Linked DNA regions of Mus musculus: regions 1, 2, 3, 4, 5 and 6 are each linked to region 7. The links are chromatin loops, found by intact Hi-C in ENCODE. Cell type or tissue: left cerebral cortex. All regions are shown on one strand.

Region 1 (4,000 bases), 120 kb before region 7:
ACACATCAGAAAGATGTTGTCTTTGACAGTTCCTTCCTTGCTCTCTCCACTTAATCATCTTCAATGCTGCATCTTTCTAGGGTGTGCAGATGGCTACCAACTCCAGTCCCCCAAACCTGCCTCACAGTTATGTCTGACTTAGTGGGCCCTTATCTATATCCAGGTTGGAATGAAACTTTGATTTCCCAGGGCACAAGACAAAGTATGTCAATAATGAGGAGAGCAGCTGGACCTAAGACTCAATATTTGAAGGACTATGGGAAAGATTTGAAAACCAGAGTCTGTCTAGAATTGGAAATTTTCTACTTTTCTAAAAACCCACTCAAATGACTGTTGGGGGAAGCCCGGATGATTTCTCAGCAAGTTGGTTTCTGCTTCTAACGTCATGTTCAAGTTCTCGTCTGATTATGACTTACTAGAAGGTGACTTTAAAATGGCATATGGGTTAAATTGTACTTCTCTACTCATGGTGAAAGGATGGAAAGGAAAGAATGCAAAACTGTACAACCCACGTACCACATGGGTGTGGTTATTTAATCTATAATTTTTTCTCTTTATCCACTTTCTACTGCACACTCATGCTCAATCCAGCAAGTTTAGGCTTCTCAGTCAGGTGCCAGCTTCCAGGAATATGTGAGCAGCTCCAGCAGAAATTCAGAAACAAAGCTGGGGATGAGTACAGTTGCACAGGCCTATAGCCTATCACACAGGAGTTAGAGGCTGGAAGATCAAGAATTCAAGGCCATCTCCAGCTACATAGTAGATGCAAGGCCAGCCTGAGCTCAAAAAGATCAAGAGTTCAAGGTCACCTTCGGCTACATAGAGCTGTGAGCTCTATGAAATCTTGTCTCAAAAAAGAAATACTTAGAAAAAAAGGTGGCTTGAGGGTTAGCCAGAGAATTCACCAGTCTCCATTAGCAGTTAGCACTGGACTCCACTGTCAGGGTTAATGACAGTTTTCAGTGTCTCATCATTGAAGTCCAGGAAAGGGAACTGTGGAAACCACGAGGGTTTTCTTCGCTAGCGTTTCAAAGTGTCCTTCATTCTTAGAAATCAGGAGTTTCCTATCTGGCCTCAAGAACGGAACAATCTTTCTAGTTTGGCCTTTGGGAACTATTACCAAAAATCAGTTAGAAAAATTTCCCTTTCAATTGGCCAGTGATCTAGAGTGTTAGTGGTCCCTGTAACAGTAGGAGATAGATGTGTGTCACAGATGGTTGCCCAGCTGTAGGGCTGTGGAGGAGCAGTGAAGAGGGAATTAAAGGTTTTCTCCTCAGTTATGACAGCTGGTCCTACCTTGTTCCAATACTGGGCAGCTGATGTATATTATAGCAAGAACTAATTAGAAAGTCCTCTTCAACCTTCTCTACCCATTGGCCATGGTGAAGCTGTTAATGACAGATCTGCAGAAAGGCTTCCTATTAGACACTTATCCATGGCATTTTTTGGAGTTTTGTTTTTCACCTTTTTCTAGTTCTGCTCCTGGATGAATGGTTTGTGTGGTGTTATTGGGTGTATTCAAAATTCAGCTTGTCTCACTAATTACATTGAGGTTGTACAGACCATTGTCCAATTTACCACTGTTCCCTAAAACCTCTTCCTTCTCAGCCAGCAGACACATAATAACGATTAAAAGCAGAGGGAAAGGGAGCCTGCAGCTAGAAAATGTAGCAGGCTACAAAATGTGGAGCAGAAAAGAAGCACTTAAATGTTCTTGATGCAATTGTCTGGATAGATATAAAAAGCAATATTTAATATTTATCTAACTTCTCCTGCAGGCAAAGCTGACAAAATCAGTCTTCTAAGACAATATTGTGTGGGAAACTAATTCAGGAGGAAGCTGTAGTCTAGTTTACAGAGGCAGTCTTGGTTTTATGTATCAAATAATAAGGACTTGGAGGGGGGGAGGTCCAACAACAGTACAGAATTGTAGGGAACTATAGACCAGAGGAGAGGAGAGAAGAGAAGGGAGGGGAGAAGAGAGGGAGGGGAGGGTTGGGGAGGGGAGGGAGGGAAAAGGGGGAGAGGAAAGAGAGAGGCATCAGATAGCTCAGTGATGTCTAGAGAGATGCAGCTGTTCAGTTGGGAAAGGTAGATGTACAGACCCAGTGTGCAGTGCCCATTTGGATGTTTTACTAAAGTAGCAGGATGAGTTGGCTCATTTTAGAGTCTCCAAGGCAGAGCACAGGCACTCAAATTCAAATTATGGTGAGCCCTATAAACAGAGACCACAACTGTTCCCCAGAAAAAAAAAAAGGCAAAGAACATTTTCAGTGCCCAGATGATCTTGTGAGTAGTATCCAATCATCTTTAAATGGCAAGGCTGATTCTGTAGTCCTGTTGACAGCTGTCTGTAGTTTAGAATGGGGTGGCTTTGCCTGACTCGTGGGGCTCAAGCACCAAGTCTTTCTTGACTCAACATCATGTGTTAGGAGTGGGAAGAGTATGCGCATGAGAAATGCTCTTCCTAGATCCTCTCCAGCCATTCCCACAGACACATGAGTCAGGACGTTGACCATGAGTCAGGACGTTGACTTCGAGACAGCTCTTCATTGGACTGCTGTTCACCCCTACAGAAATTCTAGGGTCCTATTTAAGTGCTAGATACCATCTGCAAACTTTATCATCCTGTTGAATTCTTATGCTGACCTGTATGCAAAAGGCAATGCTTTTCATGGTGATGGTGAGCAGAGGCTATGTGAGCACAGTGAAGCCAGATGAACACTGGAAAGTTGTGAGTGCAACTTCAAGGCCAGTATCCTATGTCCATAACTATTCTCTATACTAAAAAGCTGCCAGGATCTATTTCAAAAAACAACTGTTCTGGTTATATAAATGGCTTGTCACACAGCCCAAATGACTTTTACACATGACTCGAGTTCTCATGAGATCATGGGCACTGCAAAAACAGGGGAGATGTGCTATTGTGATGACTGGCCCAGCAGACACATGTCCTTCTTGCCAATTCTTCCTCAAATATGATGAAAGTGAAATGGGAAATGGTGATTTAGAAACTACTTGGGTTGGAAGTGTGGCAAACAAGCCTCAAAAAAATCTTATCAGTGTGAACACAATACTAAGTCTCCACCAATGTTATTAGTTACCAGACAACGGACACCAGGGATAGCAAGTTTGGGCGCCATCTTGAAGTTGGTATAAGTAGTGTGTGACTGCAGGCTACACAATACATGGGGTTTAGTACACATCTCTTCCTCTCATTGAGTATAACGGTACACAGACAACATTGGAGTTAAGCCTGTAAGAAAAATGGAAGTCAACAACATATAATAAAAAAATAATAATCATCATGAAATAACAAATACTTTCACAAAGCTAGAGAGTAAGAGATGGTTTTGTAAGACAAAAATATAGTCAGTTCTCCTAAAAGAGCATTATTCTGGATGGCAAAAGGTGTGCATCTAATAAGAATGCTTGTACTCACTCTGGTCGAATCAGTTCCAACCAACTATGGACAATAACAATAACCATAGATAGTAGATATAAAGAGTAATGACCATAAAATAACTAACAAGAGAAAACCTTGACAAGTCTTTCTGAGTAAGAAAAGCTGTTTGCAAGATGAAAAGACAATAAATTCTACTGGGAACAAGTTATTCTCCACACTGAGAACTCATCTAGTAAAAATATCTAGCCTTCATTCTGGTAGAGGGCTGATTTACTCATATCATAAAATTCAGTTGGGAGCTTATTTTAGCCAGGGCTCTCAACAACAACAGAACCAATAGGATATACATAGCTATCCAGAAGGAGACTTAGTCTGAGCTTCTGGCTCAACTGAGAAACCCCATAACCTCTTATATTTAGGCTGGGGGCTTTGAAAGCCAGTACTTCAGCCAAAACCAAAGGACTGAGCCGGAGTAATCGATAACACAAGTTCAAGGCCATGCTCAACAACCTAATAGCTGGGCCAGGTGTGTTACTGTATAAGCTTATGTCTGTCAGAATACACACATCTGATGGCAGAAGTAAACTGATGTCT
Region 2 (4,000 bases), 470 kb before region 7:
AAAATGCTCTATAGCCTGGCCCACAGCCCTCTCTTAGAGAGGAATTTTTCTTAACTAAGGTTCCCTCCTCTCAAACGACTGTGTTTTCTGTCAAGTTGACATACCTCTAGCCAGCACACTGATGATGCCAACCTTGGGTAGGTGGCCCTGAGTTGTACGAGAAAGCAAGCTGAACAGGTCATGAGAAGAAAGCCACCCACAAAGCAGCATTCCTCTATGACCTTGGCTTCAGTCCCTGCCTCCAGGTTCCAGCTATGAGTTTCTGATAAGACTTCCTTTGATGACTGTTATATGAAAGTATAGGAGAAATAAACCCTCCCACCCCCAAGTTGTTTTGATCATGGTGGTTTTATCACAGCACTAGGAACCCTAATGAAAACATCATATAATGTGAGAGAATAGGAAGAATGTATGGGGAACTAGTGACTTAAATAGGGATGAAAATGGGGGTAAGGGGTTGAGGTACAGGGAGTGGGGTTCCCTGAAGAGAGATGCTTTATGAGACTCACTAATTTGTCAGTTAATTCAGAAACATGACGCTGAACATGGGTGAATGATAGTGCTCCCAGAAACCACGGGCTATTACATGGAAATCTTAATACCAGGCAGATGTTATTCCTTATAAGTACACATCGGAGGTTCGAGGAGCTGTTTTCTTAGTTGTATCTGACACTTGCTCCAGAGGAGGGAGTAGGCTTGGTATATAAATATGGTCAAACCCATGGCCAGGGGAAGACCTTTTGATGCTATTATTCTAACTTCCTATGCTGTCCAACAGCTGTCTGTATGTTTGTGTCTGTATCTGCAAATTGATGCTGAGCCCAACCTGGATCAGAGAACTTCTTCTTGCAGAAAGTAGTGCATTGCTGATCTAAGTGCTGAGAAGGTGACCGTGAGTTTTCAGCTATAGATGGCACACCTACATCAACCCTCTCTCTGCAAGGGTTATGGAACAATAGCAAAGAAGGAATAGCAAGCATGTTGGGTGGGAAGTAATACTATAAAGTGCTCTCCTGTGGATATTACATTGCTCTTGACCATATGGACTCATGGCAGCTAGTGTTAGTCTCATAAGACCAGCCCAAGAGCAAGCTATTTAAAAATTCTGCCATGGAAAATGTGGGATTTTTGAATCCCTCCCCCTACCAAGGAGCTGCTGGCCGTGGGTGACTGCTGGAAGAAGGGGCATTCCATTTTCCTTAGGAGTGTGCCCACTGACAGTGTCCCCATGCCCTAGTAGATGACCCCATACACAGCACATGACACTAACTGGATTCCATAGGTTCAAAAGTAAGTTAGTCAAAAATTACAAGAGGGAGGCATGTAGTTTGGAAAGAAATCTGAAGTGGTGTCTGGGGTTGGGGAATTGGAAGAGATATAAGGGGTAGATATGATCAAGATACATTTTATACAACAATGGCATTAACAATTAATAAAGAAAAATAAGTTTTACGGGTGGTGGTGGAGGAAAGCAGGTGCTCTAAGGAATCAGGTACTGGAGATGAGCATTTTCACATTTCAGGAATCAGCTGATAAACCAGAGCTAGCTTCTGGCTCAGAGGGTGACAAACTGCATTAAAATAACCAAAGGAAGTGATGTTTCAGGACACACACACACACACACAGTGAAGGCAATAGAAAATATGAAAATGTGGTCCCCCGGTTGAGCACCACACAGAATCTCACAGTAAGTGGGATATTGATGCTAATTTTGTATCAGAAGATAAAGGAAATCTTTGTGGCTATTGCATCTCCCAAGGCTGGAGTTACACTTTACTGAGACGATGCTACTGGCCTTTTTTCTCAGAAGATGGGTCTATGGTAAGTGAGGTTATTGTGGGAAATCCAGGGGCATGACCTGCAATGACCCACTCCCACACAGACACTGCCAGTGAGACGTAGATACAGAAGCTGCATCCTCAGAGATGCTAGAATCTGTGATCTGTGAGTCCATGGTATTTCTATCCTCTCTGAGTTCTACTAGGTAGAAATGACTGGGAAATTCCACTCACTTTGAAAAGACTGGAGTCATTTTCTTGTTTTGGAAACAGAATTTTGCCATTATAATAAAGAATCCACTTACAATTACAAACAGTAACTGGTGAAAATTATCATAGTCAATATCATTGGAGTTAGAAGCTCATATGGGGTACTCACCGTAAGGTCATGAAGATGCTAGCTAGTCTTTGTAAATGAGTTTTACCTTTCATATTTGCTTGATTTTGAGGAATTGGCACCATCATCCTATTCTTTAATTAGACAAGATGAATCTCAGCCTCCCCAAGTACATTTGCTTTTCTTATATGCTCTTAAGTACCAAGTGAAGACACTGACTAGTTTATAGTGCTCCTAAGTACCAAGTGGAGACACTACCTAGTTCAGCTCACCCCCACTACCCTCACTGTGTACAGCAAAGACAGCCCAAAACAACAGCTAGAAAGCTCTGAATTAATTCCACACCACAACTTATCTCTTTTGTGTTTTTGTATTTACCAAATACCATTCTCAAAAAAATAATCGAACTCACTGAAAATCCTGTTTGCTGTTGTCGAGGCTGAAAATTGGTGACAGCAACTTCAGATACAATTGGGCAGGTTCCTACAAAATGGACTGTACCCATGCCAGAGATGCAGTTGTACATTTTTGTATTTATCCAAATGATTTTAAAATGGGTAGCCACCAAAAGCCTTCCCATGGGTGCTTGTAACAGTTTTAGTCATAGTTAACAATATATGGACACAATTAGAATATCCTGCAATCGGTGAATAGATAAATGTATATTAACCTAACAGTAGAGCATTGCTCATAACAAAGGGTAATTCTACCACAGCATGGATGATATTGCAAAGCAAAAGATGTCAGCCTACAAAGGCTGCACACCATGATTCTAGGTTCCAGGATTACAGAAAAACACAGTATAGAGATACCAAGACCGCACTGTATGAATTCCTCTTTGCCCTTATAATCAATATCAGACAAGGAGCAACTTAGAGAGCAAAGCTACATTTGGTTTCCAGGAAGAGAGTGCACTGTATTCATGGAAGCTTGGGGCGGAAGCATCCCCTGGGTGTGCCAGCAGGAATGTGAGGCTGCTTGCTCACATCTAAGAAGACAGAAAGGAACTCTGCACTAGCTGACTTTCTCCTTTCCCCTCTCTGTGCAGTCCCGAACCACAGCCTGTGGAATGGGTCCACCCACGTTTAGTGTGGATCCTATCCCCAAAGCTAATCCTCTCTGGAAACGCCCTTGGAGACACACCCAAAGACATTCCCGAGTCACACCCTAAATATTACTTAATCCAAACAAGTTGACCTTGAAGATTAACCATAGCACAGAAGTTAGAGGTGCACACTAGCAGGTGGAGTACTGGGGAGTCGGTGCCATGAAAGGTATTCTGTATGTTATCACAACAGTGTGCTCATGACGACGTATGTGAACAAAATCCTGTGGAACGAACCCCAATGGAAATGTCTTACTTACGCTAGTAATAACTGGTAGCAATGTTAATTTATTACTTAGAGCAAATGCTTCTCACTGATGCAAGATCATCGCAATAAAAGAAACCGTGTGAAGCAAAAGCTTTCAAATGTTTGTTTTTAAAAACAAGCATCTTCATACCTCAAGCCTTCTTTGTCAGAATGCATTGTGGGTGCCAGAGACACCTGATTATGTCATTGTCCCGGAGGCTTTAGCACATAATTTAGCATGGCCATCATCAGGCTAAGCAAGAGCCTGAGAGTGCTCACGTTGTCCAGCACACTGAACTGGAACGGGTATGAGATGCTGGGTCTCTGAGAAAAGAAGAGTGTGGCGTTGAGGGTGTGAATTTAACTCTTCACTTGTGCTGCTTTGGAAGGAAGGGGTTAAGGGTTTGCCTGGCTGTGGGAAGTTCCAAGAAGAAGGACAGCAGTGGGGGAGAGTCACAGAAGCAGAAGCAGAAGCAGATAAGATTTCTTAAGAGGTGACATTTCCTCCTCGGGAGCATCCTGGACTTTGCAGT
Region 3 (4,000 bases), 140 kb after region 7:
AGTTGCTATGTAGCCAAGAGTGACCTGGAACTCCTCATCCTCCTGCCTCTACCTCCCAGGTACTGATATTGCAGGTGTACACTACCAAGCTAGCCTTAAATCTTTTGTTCTTTAGACAGGGTTCCTGAGTCTATGCCTGGATTCCACGTTCTCACTACTGTTACCTACTTCCAAGACCCCTGTGCAAGCTCCTCCTATTGCTTCTGACTTCTATATGGAAGAGTGCACCAGGACAGTCTCCTATCTGTCTATCTATCTATCTATCTATCTATCTATCTATCTATCTATCTATCTATCTATCTACATTATCTGGTTCATCCCCTCAGAAGTCACGGCTTTATGAGACATTTATACATTAGGTCCCAAGACATGTGACTCCAGTTCACCATCCCCTCTAAGTTCCTGGTTTGGACATCTAATTGTCTTCTCAACATCAGCTCTTGGAATCCAGTAGGCATTTCAAACTTGGCACATCTGAAAGATCATTCCCAACAGACCAAATCACTTTTCATATCATTATTTCATATCATTATTACCTGGAAAGCCCTGAAAGTCATTTAACACCTTTCTCCCCTCTCCCTCCCCCTCCCCTTCCTCCTCTTCCACATCCTCATCCTTCTCCATCTCCTCTTTTTCCTCTTCTTCCTCTAACCTATACTCATCCATCCACTGCATACGTCTAACTTCTTCTGAGCACACTTCAAGTTTGCGCCTGCCTTGTTCTTCCTCTAACCTATACTCATCCATCCACTGCATATGTCTAACTTCCTCTGAGCACACTTCAAGTTTGCGCCTGCCTCGGGGCTTTCTACTGTCTCTTTCTGCTCCTGGAACATGACTCCCTGAGATGCTCATAGAACCATCCCTCCAGATAACATGGGTCTTTTTACATGGAACCCCTTCAGAGAAGATGTCTGTAAGAACTATCCAATTCCACTCTCTAGTCTCCAAGATCAACATAACTGCAGACCTCTCTGCTCCTGTCTGGCAGGGTATCATTTTAATTGTTTTTGTTATTTGTCTGTGTATATTTATCCATAAGTGGGTTTGTTTGTCTGCTGACATGTGCGATTTGGGGCCTCATCCTCTATGTGTGACCTTCAGGGGTTCTTGTCCCTTGTTTGCCAGTGTGTTCCGGCATTTACAAAAGAGCCTGTGCATAGCAGGCACTTGGAACTGTGTGACCTGCACAGCTAAATCCTCTGTGATGCCTGAATGTTCTTCCTCTAACTCTGCATTTATCTTTGGTATCTGCCTATGAGCTTCTGTAAAGTTCACAGGATATATAGTTTTTATACCAACTACCACTTCGTTGTTAGTTAATTACTATTTTGCTACCATTTACCATAACCCTTTAATTCTCCCAAACACAGTCTATCCACTCAGACTGGAAAGAGTCACGGCACTATGCTCCACCTACCAATGCCGTCTGATTCAGCCTTAAGGAGAACGCTTTTCTCATCTCTGTCTCCTCCCAGTCCCTGCCCAGCCCAGCCCAGGACACATCTCAATACAGGACAGCAGCACAGCATCCCATCATGTGTTGTGGATCGGTTTGTATCTAGCGCTGTGTCAGTGACATGGTCATCCACGGGGAAACAAGCAAGACAACTCTCCTAGTGGAGTGGAAGGCTCCAACACTGTCACAGTGTGGACAGGACTGTGTGTCTGCATGCTGCTAGGGCCAGGATATAGAAAGAGAATTAAAGCCAGATTGGCTATGTCTAGAAATAGCCAGTGAACCATGCTCACAGACCTTTACTTGAAACAAATCAAAATTAGAAACTTAAAGATCATGCCAGGCTATTCTTAAACTACATAAAACTTTGGAAGTTTTGGAAATGATTTTTTAAAAATGCTTACAAGTCTTTCCTCCTAAAAATCCATTAAACAATGGAAAGAACAGTGTTAACTCACGGAGGCGGAGGTCCCACCAGTAGACGGCATTCACAAATGATTGACAGCAACAGTACTTCCCTGCGATTTACAGAAGCTGAATTTACATAATTGCATAAAGTGACTCAGAACTGACCTCACTTCTGAAAACAGGCAACAGATGGCATCAGGATGCTCTGCTGCAGGGAGAAGGATAATGAGAGTCACTTGCCACCGACCGGCCCGCAGAGCCATCAGACCTGTTTGTGGGCTCCCTAAACTCTGTGCTCACTCATTAGCTGCTACATCTGCTCCTTTTGAAAGATGTGACCAGGACTGCATGAAGGCTCCTAAAGGTGTCCTGCGATGGTTTCATTTACCTAGACTTGGCCAAGGAGGAAAAGGAAAGAGTCTCTCTAATCTCTGAACCTTCTGTGTTCCTTACATCCTGTTTCCACTATTATCTGCTCTGTCAATGTGCGGTTGTCCTCTGATAGCCAAGTTCGGTACGATACAGAGGTACCTCTAATTGACCTGGAATCCAGTTGGAGCAGTCCAACTCTCAGCTAGTTTGCCATGGATGAATGTTGAATGCAAAAAATCTTTTAATTTATGTGCTATTGGGATAAGAACATGCATTGCTGGAGGAAGGCCATAGTCCAATGAAAATAGAAAAGTTCTTACATCAAATAGACAATGAGCATTAAAATAATGAAGAAAACCATTATCTAAATAAATATATCTTTCTCCTAAAGTAATCATTGTCCAAGCCAACACAAATGGATAATTTTCTTTTCTGAGATCTACTACATTCCCCTTAAGAAAAATCATAAAATTGAAATTTGATCTTTCCATAGCAAACAGATGAAAACTGATGGGCATTGTTTGGTTCCCAGGCAACTCTTCCCATGTACATACTGTGTGCCAAGCATTTACCCTGAGCTCTGAAACCACATAGCCTGACTTTCCTTCAAAACGAAAAGGACATACTGCACCTCTGTTTCTATTGCAACACACTGCACACAAAGCAACATTCCTATCCCTTGACTCATAACAGGACACACACATCACTTGTCAATGCAGTTACTTTCGCTGACCACACCCACACACGCCCCACTGTCTCAAGTCCATGCATATGACTACAGAGGTCTGCAGCCCACATCTGCTGTCTACCCTGCTCCTGACAGCACCGCAGCTGTCTCTGTCCTGCCCCCCCAAAGACAAGTTCCAACAAAGGGCAGACTAGAGTTCCTCCAAATTACCTTGAAGGCGTTTGTAGGGATGCTTGTCTGGAATCTGCTGGCCCCTTCCTGCTGCACCCCATTCACCTTCAGAAGCCGTGCAAGTCCATACCTGCTAACACTCCCCTCGTTTGCATGCCTGCTTCTCTACAAAGTCTGTATTCTTTGCCTACATTTTACCTAACGAAAATGGTAGAGACTTAAGGAGACTGGAGGGTAGAGAAGGACGGTGGAAAGATAAACAGAATCTACTTCAGGTTGCATCTGTAGAAAAATATCGTGACTCAACTATTTTGCTAGTTTCATACAATTCAATCTAAAAATAGAGAGTGGCTTGATTTTTTTCCCCTGAAGTCAAGTAAGGAAACTACAGGTGGTGGCACATGACTATAACTCCAGCACTCGGGGAGGATGAAGAGTTTGAAGCCTTCCTGCACCACCCTGAAAGACCCTGTCTCAGAGAGGAAGTAAAGCAAAAGGCAGGCACTTGAGACTCAGTGGTGGTGGCTTGCTTGGTGTCACTGTTTGGGTGTAAAATGTCCCCTATAGACTCTTATGTTTGAGCATTTGGTCCCCAACCAATATCACCCTTTGGGGATGTAATGGAACCTTTGAGAGATGATGGAACACTGCAGGATGAAGTAAGTCATTGGGAACTGGCTTTGAGGTTCTACATCCTGGCCTCACCTACTCTTGTTCTCTCCTTCACCACCATGCTGAATTCTAAACTTCTGAAAATATAGGCCAAAATAAACCCTTTCTCTCTAAAGCTGTTTTGGCCAGGGTATTTTATCACATTAACAGAGAAAATGCTAATACATCTAGAATGTTCAAGGCCCTAGGTTAGATCCCCAGCACAGAGAGAGGGGCCAGGGAAGGAAAGA
Region 4 (4,000 bases), 700 kb before region 7:
TTTTCATAGAGTTGTTCTTAACATTATTTTCTTGTACTACAATGCTCTGGAATATTCAGGTCTTGCTTTCATAGCTGCACTCTGATGGTGTCATACCTGGCTGTTTTGATTTTTTTTTCTTACACCAGGTGTTTAAGCATTTGGGTTTGGGATAAATATTCTATGTACTCATGTCTGAGTTTGTCTTTGTTGTGTGGGTGCTTTGTGTCTTGGTTTCTGTTCTCTCTTTGGTCTTCTAGACTTTGTGGCCTGGATTTTTGGCAGCCTTCTTGACCTCTGATCCTTTATAGAGTTTCCGACCAGGCTGGGGTCCTGACTTCTAGAAACTTGCTTGACCTTTGGTACAGTAAGGGTTCTCTGTTCTTCTGATATAATCTGCACCTGCAGATTATATATGCAGATTATATAATCAATGTTCCTCATCTGATTGGTTATTCTCTCTCAGTACTTCACTGAGCCTCATTATCATACCTCATTTGCATGTCTCTCATCTGATTGGTTATTCTCTCTCAGTACCTTCTGGTTTGCCAGAATTGGGGGCAGGAGCCTGGCCATGGGGCAAGCCATGAGGTGGGATCTTGGGAACTGGATTTAGGAAATGGAACACTGTGGCTGACATTCACCCCTTCTTGACTGGTGTGGTCTACACCTGAGCTGCTGAATCTGAAAGTTCTTAACTCAGCCCTAGTTGGCAATCTTCTGATATAGTGCCCTCTTCATGCTATTTAAGTCTTCCTCTCCCTTGCGCTCAAAAAACTACTGGCCACAGCTTCCATTAATACAGTTTTGGTTTTTTTGTCTTTACTACATTTGTAGATTTTTTTAAAAAATGTATAAATGTGTTTCCTCTACATGTACAGCTGTGTGCCAGAAGAGGGCACCACATCCCATTATAGATGGTTGTAAACCACCATATGATTGCTGGGGATTGAACTCAAGACCTCTGGAAGAACAGTCAATGCTCTGAACTGCTGAGCCATCCCTCCAATCCCATTTGTATATTTAAAAAATCAAATCAAAACAAAACCAAAAAACATGGTTTGTACTCAACAGATTGCCAACTGCCGTTTTCAATGTCCTCTCCCAGACCACCAAACCAGCACTTGGAAGTCACTAGCATTTGTCCTAAACCTAAAGACGTCCCTGTGAACCTTGATTTTTCCTCTGAGTCCATTTCTCCTTCAGAATTCCAGGAGCGACATGTAGGATGGACTTAGGGAGAAAACCTGAAGGCAGCAGCATCTTTCTCATTACCTAGCAGATCTTCTGAGCTACTAAACATTACTCATCTCTAGATGAGACCTACCATTCTTTTCATTTTTCTGTCCCTTTGGTAAATTTGCCTAATTATCTTAGCAGCTCATTGTAAGGCCCAACAGCTGCAAAAGAAAGGTTATTCTTTCTTCCTTCTTGCTTAAAAGTTTATTTTGCTATTTTCGATCTCTTGGAAGATGATAGAAGTTAGCTTCTCATCAAAAGCCCCATTGGGATTCGGGCACTAAAGTCTCCATCCAGAGCGTAGATCTACAGAGAACTACTTTGAGATTTCTTACCATTGCAAAGTAGCTTTGTTGTTATGTGGACTGCAGTTTTGATTCTGTCCACGTGATGGCACTACCATAAAGAAAACCATTCTTTCCCAGTTGGCCGGGACTCAGCAATGGTATTTTATTAAATGCCTGTATCTTTTTGGTAGAACTGAATTTCACACGGGATGTTCAACAGTCTAGAAAATACAATCGTATCCCCAGAAAAATATGTAATGGTGTACGATATGAAATTGAAATTAAAAAAAAAATCTCTTAACTGTTCTTTCAGTCTTTTAACTGTAACATACACAATTAATTAGAGCAGAACTCTCTCTGGGAAAGTAAGGTGGTGTTCTCCAACCAGCTGGTCCGTCCAATGGCCTCACACTGGTCAGGGAGCAAAGGTCATGGCCAAGTTTATGAATAAAGCAGGGTGTGTGTGTGTGTGTGTGTGTGTGTGTGTGTGTGTAATTCTGCTTCTCCACATCCAGCCCCGCCTCCCTCTTATTCAAACCTGGGATACTCTTGGGTTAAAGTCTCCTGTCCTTTGTGAACAACATGCCCGGGCTTGCATTGAGATAAAGCAGGGAAAGGGAGAGTGTCTTGCTGTCTACCCTGCAGTGCTAAGGAAGCACCTTTGCCCAGTGTTGGAAGTAGCTGAGCTGAATGTCTTCTTAACTACTAAGACTGGACTTACCTATGCTTGATAGTGGCCTGGAGGAAAAACCATTTGCCCTTATTAATTTGGAATTCTGCATGTCACTCTTTCCCTGTTGGCAAGGACTGAGCACTGATATTTTATTAAAGGCCTGTATAATCTTTGGAACACAGAACTCCAATGTGAAGTGACCGCTTACGTACTGTGTTAACCGAGACAATAGGACGGGCATGGAGTTCGCAAAACTTCGTGGTTCTATGAAAAATGTATTGATAATAGCTATTTAAATCGTCTAGGACCCCGTTTCTTCACCTGTAAGATGGGAAAGATGTAGACTAGGCTATGTCCCTTCAAAACAGGTCCACAGGTAGCTAGACTATGTCACCCTCAATGTAACCGCTGAGTCGGGATAAGTTTGAATTGAATTAAAAGATAGGTAGACACAGAAAGCCTGAAAGTGGCACACCACTTTTTTGTAAGGAAAAAGAAAAAAAATCACATTTATTAAAAGAAGTCTCAAGTTCTAAGTCTCCAGAACCAGACAAAAAGAACGATTCTAAGTAACAAACTTATCAGTGAAAAACATAAACTCTTCCCTATTTACTCCCTTGTTCCCGACTGCCTTTTGTTTCCTGTCTTTTCCCACACTCTTGTTTTGGCTTCTGATAGCATTCAAACCTCAATTCTAAGCCACTTTGGAGGGTACTCTTTTTGTTGTGAATGGAGAAACTTGTGGTTCTGCAGTTTATCTGCCCAGCCCGAGGAACCACAGTGATAATTTGAAAGGGTAGAAGGAAAATGATTTTCCCTCCCCTAATATGGCAGACTTTTTCATTCAGGATTGTATTAAGATGATATAGACAGGGCCGGGCAGTAGTGGCGCACACCTTTAGTCCCAGCACTTGGGAGGCAGAGGCAGGCGGATTTCTGAGTTCAAGGCCAACCTGGTCTACAGAGTGAATTCCAGGACAGCCAGGGCTACACAGAGAAAAGAGAAACCCTGCCCCCCCCCCCAAAAAAAATGTATACAGCATTTCAAAATAGCTACCAGCGGTTAATACGGAACCATACGCGCTGGAACAAGGAAGAAGGAAAGTCTCTGAGATGGTACAACTGAACAGTAAAATCTGTAAAAACTGAACAGCCGCCTTTATTCTCCACTATACCCCACTGTGGGACCTTAGATTGACTCTGTGTACCAGGGCGGTGACATTGCTTAGTGACATTAGATCCACGCAATCTGAATCACCTAGTTGGAACAAAAAGTTATAGATGACTTCAATTGTAGAATTATAATTGGCAACAGAACACTTTTAGCGTTACTGTGGAAGCCAGCCCATATTGTTGCTAAGGAACCTCGGCCCACTTAGACCGTTAATCGTTTTTCTGAAAAAATCCACAGGATGGCGATCTTGCTTAGACTTGTTGCGTACCAAACCTTCTCCAGTCGTCAAGCCCTCGCTCCACTCCAAGGTTAAGAGCCTGGCCTCTGACAGGGGTCACTTATCAGGCGATGGGAAGAGGCTGCAGGGAGCTCAGATACTCCCACGCCACAGCAGGTCACCCGGATCTGCGACCCGGATTGTGCCTGGTTCCCTAGCTGCTCTGGCTCTGCCTGGTGCCCGGTTCCGCAAGGCCGGCCACTGAGCCTCCCGCCTGCGGTGGCGGCGGAGGTCCCCAAGCGCTCCGGGTCTCCGGGTGCCACCCCGCGGGGCTCGCTGGATGACAGGGTGTGGGGCTGCACACAGTCAGGAGGGCGGTGCCAACCCTGCGGCTCCCCCGGGCTGCTACCCCGCATCCCCGCTCCTCCAGG
Region 5 (4,000 bases), 82 kb after region 7:
TCCCCCTCCCCCTCCCCCTCCCCCTCCCCCCCCTCCCCCCCCCCAAGCTAAAGTTGTAACTGGAATGACCAGATGTTTTCAGACATCGCGGCATTGTTGTATTTGGTCCCCACAGTGATAAATGTAACTCATTCAAGATGGCAGAGAATCCAACCAAGTGAGCTACTTCTACAACTCACTTCTATCACTGAAAAGTGCTGAGGTCTTGCTTTCTGATTAAAAAAAAATGTCTTGAGTTCATCACAAAGCTCTAAAATGCGTTTTAAAACGTTTCCTCTGGACAACCATCTCACTTCACTAAGATGAAACAGCAGAACTTTATTCGTGCCTTCAGCTTATAGCGCAGCTTCAGAAACCCTCAATTGCTCAAAGTTCTCAGCTTTACAAAATTGACAGAACTTAGGACACTTTACATTGCCTCTTGTAACTCTTGTGGCCTTCATTGCTAATATTTGTTGATGAACCATACAGTGAATTCTAACGACTTATGGTACCAAACATTGGAATACAGATCACCATCCCAGGATACCTGGCGCACCCCACTTGTGTGAATACCACAAACCTTTCCTGGGAGATCCTATGCTCTTCAGAAATTAACCAAGTGTGTCAAATATATCACATCCAGTAGTTCTTGTTTCAAAGTTACTCATCTTTCATCTTTAAAGATGCCATCATTAATATACCTCAAGTAAACCAATAACTGTGGACAGTGTACCATGTCTGTTCAGTCATCAAGCTGGATACTAAATACTGTTGGTGAAACAGATTTCATTTCCAGGGTTATCTGATCAAGAGAATCAGCAGACACATCATCTCTTCATCTCTTCTCCTGAAGACAGTGTCATTAGATAGGAAAATTGCACTCAAGTGGGTAACAAATTTGCCTCCAATCATGCCTTGAGTTATGTCTTTGGACACTGGCAACAGTATGTCCTCAGCAAAGGTGATAGGTTTCATGGCTCCAGCAATCCTGCGTGCCACCACACAAGGCTTCAAAGTCTGCTGTGTTCTGTTTGTGGTACCTGCCACCAGCATCAAGTCTGGCTTTCTTGAATCTATCAGCTTTGCTTCTGAAATAGTGCGATTTCCTTGTCAGCAAAGCTCAGGTGCTGGCTATCAAAATGGCTTAGTTTGTTCAGCTTTGTAGAATTGACTGATAGGACTTTAAAACCAAACAACACATTCCAGGTTCTTAATTCCCACTATAATTATTGAGGTAAAACCATACTATAAAATCCTCACTATATTTCCTTTTTAACATTCTTCTCTACACAATCCATTGTCATGGAGTGGTTTCCTAATGAAAATAATATGTAACAATAGCTTTAGTAGTACAAAAGATGATTCGTGGCATTGTTCAGTCAATACAGTTATTTAATGACTCTAATAACTGTCATTCGGTGTTGGTTTTTATGTTTGTTTGTTTGTTTACATACCTGTTACACTCCCAAGGGAGTAGCATTCACATCATCCACGACTCAACATATAAAGATATATCAGCATCCAGATTAGGTTCCCATGGATTTTTTTACAATAGTTGACAATTGTACAGTGAATGATTTTATATCGCCTAGTAACTGAATGAAGTATCATTTGACCTCAAATGCTACTGTCTGTAACACATTGCTAGTGGCTGCTCTCTACACTGTGTGACTGGCCCGCATAAGTACATTGTACTGCTAACCCTGTCACATACACCTGTATTTATTTGGGGTATATGCGATGGGTTGATGTGATGATGTCCCCAGGCTGGGTATGAGGGTGTATGTGCATGTGGGTGGATCCAGCTGGACACGGAGAGAGGAGCCAAGTCTCAGTTCCTAAGACTGTTGGAAATATGTTTTTAAATTGTCTTAGGTGACCACTGTGAAAGAGTTGGTCAACCTCAGGGGGTTGAGAGCCTCTGATGTGTTGGGCACTTAAAATTTCCTTGAACTATTCACACAAATATGTAATGTGGAGAAGCCTTCTTTATCATGAGGACACAATCTTTCACTATATGAACTTACCACAGTTGTCTTAAATAATCCTCTGTTGGCCAGCAGTAAGCTCTCTGTTGTTCCACCATTACAAACAACATTATATTAAACAAATCTGTGACTGTGTCCCAGTACCCCTCTGAGAGTATGCCACAGTGGGGGTACTCAGGACACTTGACTGGTCAGAGGAAACTACATATATGCTATTGTAACAGACACTACAAATTTCATTTTCTTAAAAGTCATCAGTATTCCTTCCCGAGTAGGAGGGTACGTATCTTTTTTCAAACCTCTGGCCAAGTCATACAGAAATAATGAACACTAACAAACTGTGTTGCTCACATGATAGACAAAAGAATAGTGCTGAGGGCCTTAACTCAGCGATCTGCAATTCCTAGCAAGAGCAGGCATTTATCAACTGACTATGTGGCATTTGTGTTTCTGTCCTCTGGCTTGCTCCTAACACTTCCATGCTTTTACATAGAATGTATAGTTCTCATTGGCATGCCAATATTCTATATGTCTTAGAGCTTAAGCCTCCAGCTATCTAGCAAATTGCACATGTATGCCTTCTCTTGATCCTAGTCGTGACATTTATAGTGAGTTCCTTTATGGATTAAAAAAATAAATAAATGTTATGTGGTAAAGTATATGTATGATTTCAATCCCCTAAGAATTCCAACAGTTGGAAATTGGAAGAAAACAACCCCCTCTCCTTGGCCCAGCATCTGGGACTTCTCTTTGTCCATCTCTTACTTGCTGGGTTGAATATCTGATAGTTTCATTTCATCTGGAAATGGTTTGACTTTGGAAATGTTTCTTGAATTATTTTAAAACTCCACTCAGCCTATTCTCCCAGTTCCCACTTTCTGGTCTGTCCCGCGGACTTGTTGGCCCTGTAAACTGACTCTCTTCTAATCTACCTTTTATTCCTCTTGATAAATGATTACTGAGAAACTATCAGTCTTGCCTTTCAATACTTCTACTACTTTAGAATTCTGATTTTTATTTAACTTTTTGGATGGAGGTTTTGCTTGCTTGCTTTAAGCAGAGTGTCACCGTATAGTCCAGGATGACCTGGAAATCTCCTTATAGCCTGGCTCAGCACAAATTCATGATCTTCCTGTCCAGGTTTACATACCAGGCTAAGTCTGAAATTTGTTTTCCTACTTTTAATTTTAGATTATCATCTCTCTTTTAAATGCTTTACTTTAGCTTTTGGGTGTTATTACATAAATGGAATGCCTTCTCTTCAGAGGATATTAATGAAAGTAACTAGATTTTTTTAAAGTTTTCAACTTTTTTATACTTTCTGTTTTCTAGTTTTTAATATTTTCTTCAAGTTACTTGTTTCTCCTTTTTTTCCGTATACTGTAGTTTTCATATCAGGGGCTTTCTTAAATATCTAGGGATTCTCAACATTCACTCCCTTTAAAGGGGAGGACTTGCAAATCTGTGTAGGTGTTTTGCGCATGCAAAAATATTAACATCTTAGCAAATTCTTTCAGCATTTGCCTTTGTCTCTCGTGTTGAAATTATTTGGAATCACGTTTTAGAGCTATCATGATACACTAACTTTGCTTACAGACTGACAGTAAGGATGTCTCCCCGTATCACTCTCTCTTCCTACCTTGCAACAAATATCTGAGTATTTCCTGTGCTTGCAGCATTGTTAGAGGAGCCTGTCCTTATGCAGCTTGCAGAATCATGGTGGAAGCAGGCTGATCATGGATCTAAACAACAGCCAGGGGGGTTATGTTCTCTATAAAATAAACCAACGTAAGGAGCAAGAAAGGAGAAGAGCGATACTTTAAATAATATGGCTGAAGAAGAGCTTTTTATAGAATTACATCTGCGCAAAGACCTACATTGTGTAACGAGGCAAGCTGTGCACGCTAAGTTGTCAGCTGTGAGCACCACTCTTCCTCAAGCCTTCCCTCACTCTGCTGTGCCACTGAGCCAGGAAGTCCACGTGTCTGGGCTTCTTTCTGCTCCTATGACAACACTAAGAAGAGGTCAAG
Region 6 (4,000 bases), 110 kb before region 7:
TAAGTCTCTCTATTGAATGTGGTCTTTAGAATGTGAAGGAAGTATCAGCTGGAAGTGAAAGAGCTCACTTTGTCAGCCCTGTTCTGATACCCCAGTGGATTCAATGTTCTCACATTTAATGAAAAATTTCTGACACAGGCTGAAGGCCCTTAAGGATATGAAGTTGTCCTAGAACAAATGCTCCTTCCTCTAAGAAGCAGGTTATTTCCTATGATCCACCATGTTTCTAACAGTTTTCAGAAATACCATAACCACTCTTATGCAGTATTTTAGGGACATATGTTTTTATTTCCCTTGAGAATATATAGAAGAATTTAGGTTTTACTTTCATTTCAAGTCCTTGAAATTATTTACATGTTGAAAGACTATTGCTATATACTATGTTAAGACCAGATAGTAGAATACTCACAAGATGGCTGAGTGGATAAAGGTCCTTGCTGCAAAGCCTGATGACCTATGTTAAATTCCCAGGCCTATTTGGTGAAAGAAGACCAACTTCCAAAATTGGCCTTTGGCCTTGACATGTGTGCAATTGTATGAGATAAATAAATGTAATTTTTTTAAAAAAGAAGAAGAACAGACTGTAATTGGCAGAGGGTGGAGCTGGGAGATCAGTTTATTAAGGCAAGAAAGGCAAGAGTGAGTACAGTGGAAATCTGCGGTGCAACTGAGGAGAGGTGATAAAATTCTGCAATTGTACTAAAGAGAAAGCTCACTACTCTTCTAGATTTGATGTGAGGTGTGAGAGTATTTGATGTCGAGCATAAGAGAAAGTGAAGAGCCACTGAATATTTCAAGACTTTAGTCCCGGTGAACTAAAATGTAGCGGTGCCATTATGAAGAAAACACTGGGGTAGGTGCCCGGGTAAGGAGGAATGCCAGGAAGTGAAACAGGTGGTATAGGATATCCAAGAAGAGACTGGTGATGCATAGTCTCTGGGGTTTGAAGAGAGCTGTGAGCTGAAAAAAGTGTTTGTAAGTCTGTATATAAATTTGTTAAGATGATGTATCAAGCCAGAATCAACTCAGATTCTTTGAAACTGAGGTCATAACCTCATCTTTAGCTTTTCAGCTTTTCATAGGCCCTGCTGATTTATTAGTTGGGATTACATTCCCTGGCTGTTATAGAGAAATCCACTTGGAGTACTGGCCTCTCTGTTCAGAGACACACACACAACGTTGTGGAAAGCAAAAAGCTCCCATCTTGCCCAACAGAGAAGATATTTTATTCTATCTACAAGTTTATTTTCTCCAGTGACAATCTTGTTCAGCAGTGAATATGACTATTCATCATATGCCCTCTGTAGGCCTTCATGGCTCAGACTCAGTGTTCTTGTGGGATAAGATCTTTCTTCTAAACAATCCTACTTTTCTATTGCTACTTAGACAAAGTGGCATGAACCTACAACAGCAAAATTTACCTTACAGCTCTGGGCATGAGGGCCACTGAGTCAACCTCGAGGAGCTTAGCTACACGTCAACAGAATTATACTGCCTTCTTGATGATCCAAAGGAGACTTGCTTCCCTCCCATCTTCCTATTTCTAGACACCAGCTGCATTCCTTGGCTCTTGGCCCCAGCTCTATCTCTACAAGGCAAGGCAATCCTCTCTATGAAATGCACCCTTGCAGGACCCACCTGTATAACTCCGGCTAACTTCACCATTGAGGAATCAACTGCTTGATAACTTTTATCTCATCAAAAACTTCATCTTTTGTCATAGAGCCTAACATGGTCAGTGGCTCCAGGGACTTGGATATAGAAACTGGGGCAAGGGCATTATTACGACTACTAGTGTTTATCATCGATGGCTCTTAGCATAAAGCCTCCAAGGTAGCAATAGCCAATTGATGGAAACTAATTAACAAATGTATCTTTCAATGCCTCCTTCAGGATGTTTTCCTCTGTCTGCCTGCCTAACTCACTTTTGAAGAGTTTAAAATTAGCATCTCTCTGAGGACTGGAAGGAAGGAAAACCTGAAAGCAGAACAATATTCATTTCCAGGTCTGAATATTATCATCTATATCTCAAGATGTAGAGGAGTCTCCTCTTAAGCTGCATTCTAGGATATGAGAAATATCACACATAAAGGTGTGGAGCTCGTTAGGAGGGAAGGATACTTTTGGTCTGACTGGACTTTTGCTACTGAGTTCTACTTACTAGTGTTGAAATTTCCTCCACCTCTAACATGACTGTCCTCTGAGAGGCTTCACACAAAAGCTGACTCAGATACAGACACTCACAGCCAAACAGTGGGTGGAGTTGGGGGACTCTCAAGGAAGAACACAGGGAAAGATTGTGGGCCCCAAAGGGAATAGGAACTCCACAGGAAGACAAACAGAGTCAACTACCCTGGACCCTTGGGCTTCTCAGAGACTGAGCTACCAACCAAAGAACATATACAGACTGGACCTAGGTCTCCTCACATATATGTAGCAGATATGCAGCTTGGTCTTCATGTGGGTCAGGAACAACTTGAGCAGGGTAAAAAGCTGTTCCCTGTCAATGGGATATGTTCTTCTAGCTGGGCTGCCTGGTCTGCCTCAGTGGAAGAGGATGCACCTAGCCCAGAAAACACTTGATGTAGCAGGGTAGCTGGATACCCAGAGGAGCCCTAACCACTCAGATAAGAAGGGAGGAGGACGAATTATGGGAGAAGGTGCCAGGAGGGGGTGTAGTAAGCAGGATATAAAGTGAATAGATGATGGCGATGAAGATGATAGATAGATAGATAGATAGATAGATAGATAGATAGATAGATAGATAAGAAGGAAGAAAGAAAGAGAGAGGGGAGAGAGGGAATGAGGGAGGGAGGGAGGGAGGGAGGGAGGGAGGGAGGGAGGGAGGGAGGGAGGGAGGAAGGTCCTCCACCTTAATCCAGAGAACCAAAATGGAAGTTAAACCTTCTGACCAATGTTAACCAATGTTAAAATAAGTTTTAAGTGCATTGTCAAGAACCTGTGTAAGATTCAAAGTCAGACCATCATAACATGGGAAGCAAACAGCAAAGTTCTTTGACCACTCTCCTGCTATTGCCCGTCACCTTGTCCCTGATACACTTTATTTTATACTAGTGATTCTATGCCTTTTCTGCTACTTCATGAGCTTCATACAAGCAGTGCTCATTTGTCTTCTAACTCGTCATTGTAACTCAGTCCTTGGCACACATTAAGTGGCATATGACTGTCCAACTATTATTCATGTTCATACTGAGGGAGAGTCAGCGTTCATGTGAACTGCATGAATGCACACATTCACGTTAGATTTGGGGGATGCATACTTCTATGAGGTTCCTGGGTGGTAGCCTTTGAATATGATCCTTTGACTCATGTACAGACTTCTAGATTATCTCAGACACACAATTGTTTTTCAGCTAACTGAAACAAACTGTAGCTTCCCACACAATGAAATAAGAACTCTGCACATCACCGCTGTGCTCTGAAAACTGTCACTGTGGTGCTGACAAAGCTGAGGCAGATGGAAAATTTCCCTTTAGTGTATCTTCACCAAAAAGCAAAAGGTTGATGTTATATGAGAACATAGTGTAGGCATGATTCACAACTTGTATTCATTTAATGTTGACGTCAGGTTTTTTTTTCTTAAATTCTAACTCCTTTGCATTTGTGAATAATTGGGTGCAATTATTGTGTGACTCATCCTAAAATCAACTCCAAACACTTTATGCTTTCAAAGCTATCCTAGCTGTTCGTCATGAGCTGATTTTTTTCACAGTATTGTTGAGTAATTCCTAATTTTTCATAAATAGGTTGCTGAGAGACCTACTTATTAAATTTTGCTCCAATCAGGGGACAAGAGCTTTGATTCTAGAACATGAAAAAATGGGAACACAAGTTAACAAGTAAGTTACATGGAAACACTGGTAAGAACAGCCTTGGTACTGTTCTGGTGCCCACAGGAATGTCCCTTCTAAATTTTAGCCCATGGGTCACGTGACCCCAGAGTATGAATCCAGAGCATGCTGCCTTTCTGGAGCATGGC
Region 7 (4,000 bases):
CACTGGCATAGCCTCACAAGGGACAGCTATCTCAGGGTCCTGTCAGCAAAATCTTTCTGGCATATGCAATAGTGTCTGGGTTTGGTGGTTGTATAGGGGATGGATCCCCAGGTAAGGCAGTCTCTGGATGGTCGTTCCTTCCTTCTCAGCTCCAAACTTTGTCTCTGAAACATTTCTTATAGGAAGTGAATCTGAACAATACCATTAGATAAACGCAGTGTCTACCTACCACCTTATGCAGTAGGTTAAGCCAATGAAAACTATGGTTGGTAAACTGACCCAATAGATAGGCTGGAGAGATGGCTCAGTGGTTAAGAACACTGACTGCTCTTCCAGAGGCCGTAAGTTCAGTTCTCAGCAACAACAAGGTGCCTCACAACCATCTGTAATGGGGTCCATTGCCCTTTACTGATCTGTCTGGAGACAGTTAAAGTGTACGCAGATTAATTTAAATAAATAAATAAATAAATAAATCTTTAAAAAAAAGAATGACCAAAGGGAGAGTTAATATAATTGGGTAGGTCATATTTACACCTAGAAATGGCAGTGGAAACTTCAAAAACAGTACACCTAGCATATTTGATGTTTATGTTTATTTTTCATACACATAAGAATCCCAAAAGAACTGATCTATGTCTAGCGTGCCCCTCAATGAAAGCTCTTTCTAGTTTTCTACTCTTCTTTGGGCATAACCCTCACATAATTACGTTGTCAAGATAAATGATGAGGCTCCAGCCATCCTGTCCACTTCTCAAACAAAAGAAAGAAGGGCAGTGTTAGCAATTTCCCTTTGAACCTCAGTGGTTAAGATTCTGTTATAGAGACTGCCATATCCAGGGATCCACCCCATAATCAGCATCCAAACGCTGACACCATTGCATACACTAGCAAGATTTTATCGAAAGGACCCAGATGTAGCTGTCTCTTGTGAGACTATGCCGGGGCCTAGCAAACACAGAAGTGGATGCTCACAGTCAGCTAATGGATGGATCACAGGGCTCCCAATGGAGGAGCTAGAGAAAGAACCCAAGGAGCTAAAGGGATCTGCAACCCTATAGGTGGAACAACATTATGAACTAACCAGTACCCCGGAGCTCTTGACTCTAGCTGCATATATATCAAAAGATGGCCTAGTCGGCCATCACTGGAAAGAGAGGCCCATTGGACACGCAAAATTTATATGCCCCAGTACAGGGGAACGCCAGGGCCAAAAAGGGGGAGTGGGTGGGTAGGGAAGTGGGGGTGGGTGGGTATGGGGGACTTTTGGTATAGCATTGGAAATGTAAATGAGCTAAATACCTAATAAAAAATTAAAAAAAAAAGATTCTGTTATATGACTATACCCTCCTGCCCAAAATGGAAACTTAAGTTAAAAAACAAAAAAAACAAAAAACAAAAAACAAAAAAACAACTATCTAGCTTAGTGTGGTGGAAGGTGAAAAGTTCAGTAAGAAATGAAGAAAAAATTCCTCCACACAGATTAAGGTTTCTCATCATAGCCTAACCATGTAGCTTCTGACCTGCATCAAATGCTTTGAAGGAGTTGAAGCCGAAGTGAAAATTATCACTCTTGCCTAGTAAGCTGGTTTTCTAAGAGCTCTTAAAAAACCTCCTGCAGAGGAAATACAGGCAGGACGTGTTACTCTGTTAGTTAGTGCAATGCCAAACCTTGTGCAAATGTGGTCAGGGGCAACTGGGAACACATTCACACATTCACACATGAGAGTGCATGACTCACGCTAAGAGAGGCTTGATGGAGCTGCTTTGTGTGCCTGCTCCATCACTCCCTCTCTCCCCGCTCTCTCCCCACCCCTTTCTCTCTCCCTTCTCTTGACAAAATTTATCAAGCTCACCTGAGTTTGTTCTAGAGTCTCCAAGAGGGATGGGATTCCAACACCACCTAAAATGGCTCTTTCGAGAAGATCCCAACTCCCTCATGTTGGCACATAGTTCATTTTAAAACTATCTTCATTAATTTTTACTTTCTAGAAGGTAAATTTAAAATACAAAACAGGGAAAGTCATTTCTATACAAATTTTATAACTTTTTATAAAGTATTTTAGGCATATACATGTGATTTTTTATAAACATTAGTCAAAAACATCAAGCTAAGACATAAGTGTGTCTTAAAAGCTTGAAAGTCTGAGCGCTCAGAGGGGTCTTGCCAAGAACATGTTTTGCAGGGTGGTATTCCTCCCGGGACACTTGCAGCGCACAATATCCAGATTAAGAGCCTGGGGAAGACAGGCATCTACAGTTACAGGCTCCACACATAGCTCAGACTGATCAGGGCACCATTTGCACTATGGTCTATGTAAATTGCACGCCTAGGGCACACCTCCATAGACCACCCATGCAGTTCCCATGGCAACAGGGACAGATGGACAAGGATGCCCTTCTAAAAGTATCACATGGCAACTACTAAAAACAATTTAACATTTTATTCTCATAAATGTTTTCCAATTTTAAAAATTCCACATATGAACAGAGTTGTCTCGCTTCTTAACAGCAGAGGAGAATTTTTTACAGCTTTATAAAAGTATACTGATCTTTCTAAATTGGGGCATTTATATCACCCCTTCCAAGGCTCATGGAACATCATGGAATAAGGGTTGGGAAATATGTACAAACCAAGATGAGGGAGAGATGCAAAATGGTATCACCGGGATATGGCATGGCTGTTGTACCCATGAATATACTCCAGCTACGGTTATCTGCACAAGACCAGCACAAAACTGGGTCCCTGGACCCATGGATTGGGGAGGCGTCCACAGGGGACTATTGGCAATTAAGGATAGTTAACAGAAGAGATATCATTTTTGTCAGTGGTGTACTCACAGATAAATTGACCTTGCTAACCTGATAACATAATACCACCAACTCTTGTGCAGGAAACCCTTCTCAGCGGGCCACACAGGTCAGGAAAATAGACGAGGACCTGTTGAGAAGAGATCCTGTAGGAGATGGCGGGGGATGCGGGAGAAGGAGGGTAAAATCACTGGAGTTCATTATAGACATGCATAAAACTGTCAAACAAACATTCCGTTTTTAACTTGAGTGATTTCTGGATTGTTACATACTTCCTTAGAGGCAGAAAAAATAAGTGTCCCAGCATGTACTATGACAGTACCCAGACAGGCCCATGTCTCCCTTGAAGTCATAGACGTTTCATTCCAAATTTATTTTTACATATGTCAATTCTTATATCTTCTTTCTGTTATTCACATAGCACAGAAGCCTAGGGGACAATGAATTATTATTAGTTTGCTTAATTACAAGGTTAAAAGTAGAAGCTATTTTCAGCTCCCCTCATAGGTAAAACTTACCTATCCCTTCATATAATTTTTTTTTAAATCTTATTCAAGTGAAATTTTTATTGAAGGCTTGGAGTCCAGAGATACATTTCTAATTGTAATGTGTTTTAATCCCTAGGGTCTCCTATTAAAATGACAGGCTTTGACCTTGAATGCCTTTTGCTTTAGGATTCAATACTGCCCTGAACAAAACCCCACTCATACATTCTGAAAGGAATCATTTGTTCCAATCCCTATGGCACAGTAAAGAACAATGCCAGACAATGTGGCTTGCCCACATGATGAGGCTGCCCCTAAAATAGGAATCCCAGAATATCTGCTCATGAGACTGGCAGCTGGAAGCATCTCGGGCGCCTGGAGCTGTTAGAAATTCAGAAAAAAAAAATCTTTGCTTGCCTCTCCTCCCTAATTCTAAAAGTCTCAACAGCTACTTTGAGAGGTCATACTACTAGCTCAAGTATAACTCGTATACTGACAAGCTCGTGTAACTGTCTTTACTATCATTACATGCCAACGGTATAATTTTCAGAAGAAAGTTTAGGGGTTTGTGCTGCTCTCTCTGTCTCCTAGGCAATGCTGGTTCAAACCCCAACCTCTGATACATAGGCTTCTAATAGCATGTAGAAAAGAGTGACTTGGAAAATCACTTGAACATCTAGGATCTACAAGGAGATCACCACTTGCCA

Evidence for each region. Peaks named below come from ENCODE experiments on the same cell type or tissue, not always from the same donor. Only the 100,000 strongest peaks of a DNase experiment are listed, where the experiment ranks them.
Region 1: it touches region 7 in a loop (2.7-fold over the local background); 2 of 42 quality-filtered maps call a loop at or near these places.
Region 2: it touches region 7 in a loop (5-fold over the local background); 2 of 42 quality-filtered maps call a loop at or near these places.
Region 3: it touches region 7 in a loop (6-fold over the local background); 3 of 42 quality-filtered maps call a loop at or near these places.
Region 4: a loop joins it to region 7, with 4 times the contacts of the local background. A loop is called at or near these places in 4 of 42 quality-filtered maps.
Region 5: a loop joins it to region 7, with 4 times the contacts of the local background. A loop is called at or near these places in 2 of 42 quality-filtered maps.
Region 6: it touches region 7 in a loop (2.9-fold over the local background); 3 of 42 quality-filtered maps call a loop at or near these places.

The regions. Positions count from the first base shown.
Region 1 is chr13:110,969,841-110,973,840 of GRCm38, forward strand. No RefSeq gene overlaps it. Among named protein-coding and RNA genes, the nearest start is that of 4930526H09Rik, 68 kb to the left of the region's middle. In left cerebral cortex, no CTCF peak of the experiment used is centred here; DNase peaks (open chromatin) are centred at 2,284 and 2,801.
Region 2 is chr13:110,622,646-110,626,645 of GRCm38, forward strand. No RefSeq gene overlaps it. Among named protein-coding and RNA genes, the nearest start is that of Gm33045, 2.6 kb to the right of the region's middle. In left cerebral cortex, no CTCF peak of the experiment used is centred here; DNase peaks (open chromatin) are centred at 1,782 and 3,170; H3K27ac peaks cover 2,116 bases.
Region 3 is chr13:111,230,584-111,234,583 of GRCm38, forward strand. No RefSeq gene overlaps it. Among named protein-coding and RNA genes, the nearest start is that of 3110015C05Rik, 3.2 kb to the left of the region's middle. In left cerebral cortex, no CTCF peak of the experiment used is centred here; DNase peaks (open chromatin) are centred at 1,631 and 2,033; H3K27ac peaks cover 1,106 bases.
Region 4 is chr13:110,390,799-110,394,798 of GRCm38, forward strand. No RefSeq gene overlaps it. Among named protein-coding and RNA genes, the nearest start is that of Plk2, 2.2 kb to the right of the region's middle. In left cerebral cortex, CTCF peaks have their summits at 876 (motif pointing right), 1,600 (motif pointing right) and 3,584; DNase peaks (open chromatin) are centred at 1,605 and 3,602; H3K4me3 peaks cover 734 bases; H3K27ac peaks cover 432 bases.
Region 5 is chr13:111,175,483-111,179,482 of GRCm38, forward strand. It overlaps the pseudogene Gm18315. Among named protein-coding and RNA genes, the nearest start is that of 3110015C05Rik, 52 kb to the right of the region's middle. In left cerebral cortex, no CTCF peak of the experiment used is centred here; DNase peaks (open chromatin) are centred at 1,809 and 3,892; H3K27ac peaks cover 1,031 bases.
Region 6 is chr13:110,987,384-110,991,383 of GRCm38, forward strand. No RefSeq gene overlaps it. Among named protein-coding and RNA genes, the nearest start is that of 4930526H09Rik, 86 kb to the left of the region's middle. In left cerebral cortex, no CTCF peak of the experiment used is centred here; DNase peaks (open chromatin) are centred at 856, 1,559, 2,249 and 3,503; H3K27ac peaks cover 1,555 bases.
Region 7 is chr13:111,093,924-111,097,923 of GRCm38, forward strand. No RefSeq gene overlaps it. Among named protein-coding and RNA genes, the nearest start is that of 3110015C05Rik, 130 kb to the right of the region's middle. In left cerebral cortex, no CTCF peak of the experiment used is centred here; DNase peaks (open chromatin) are centred at 1,722, 2,359, 2,973 and 3,626; H3K27ac peaks cover 2,172 bases.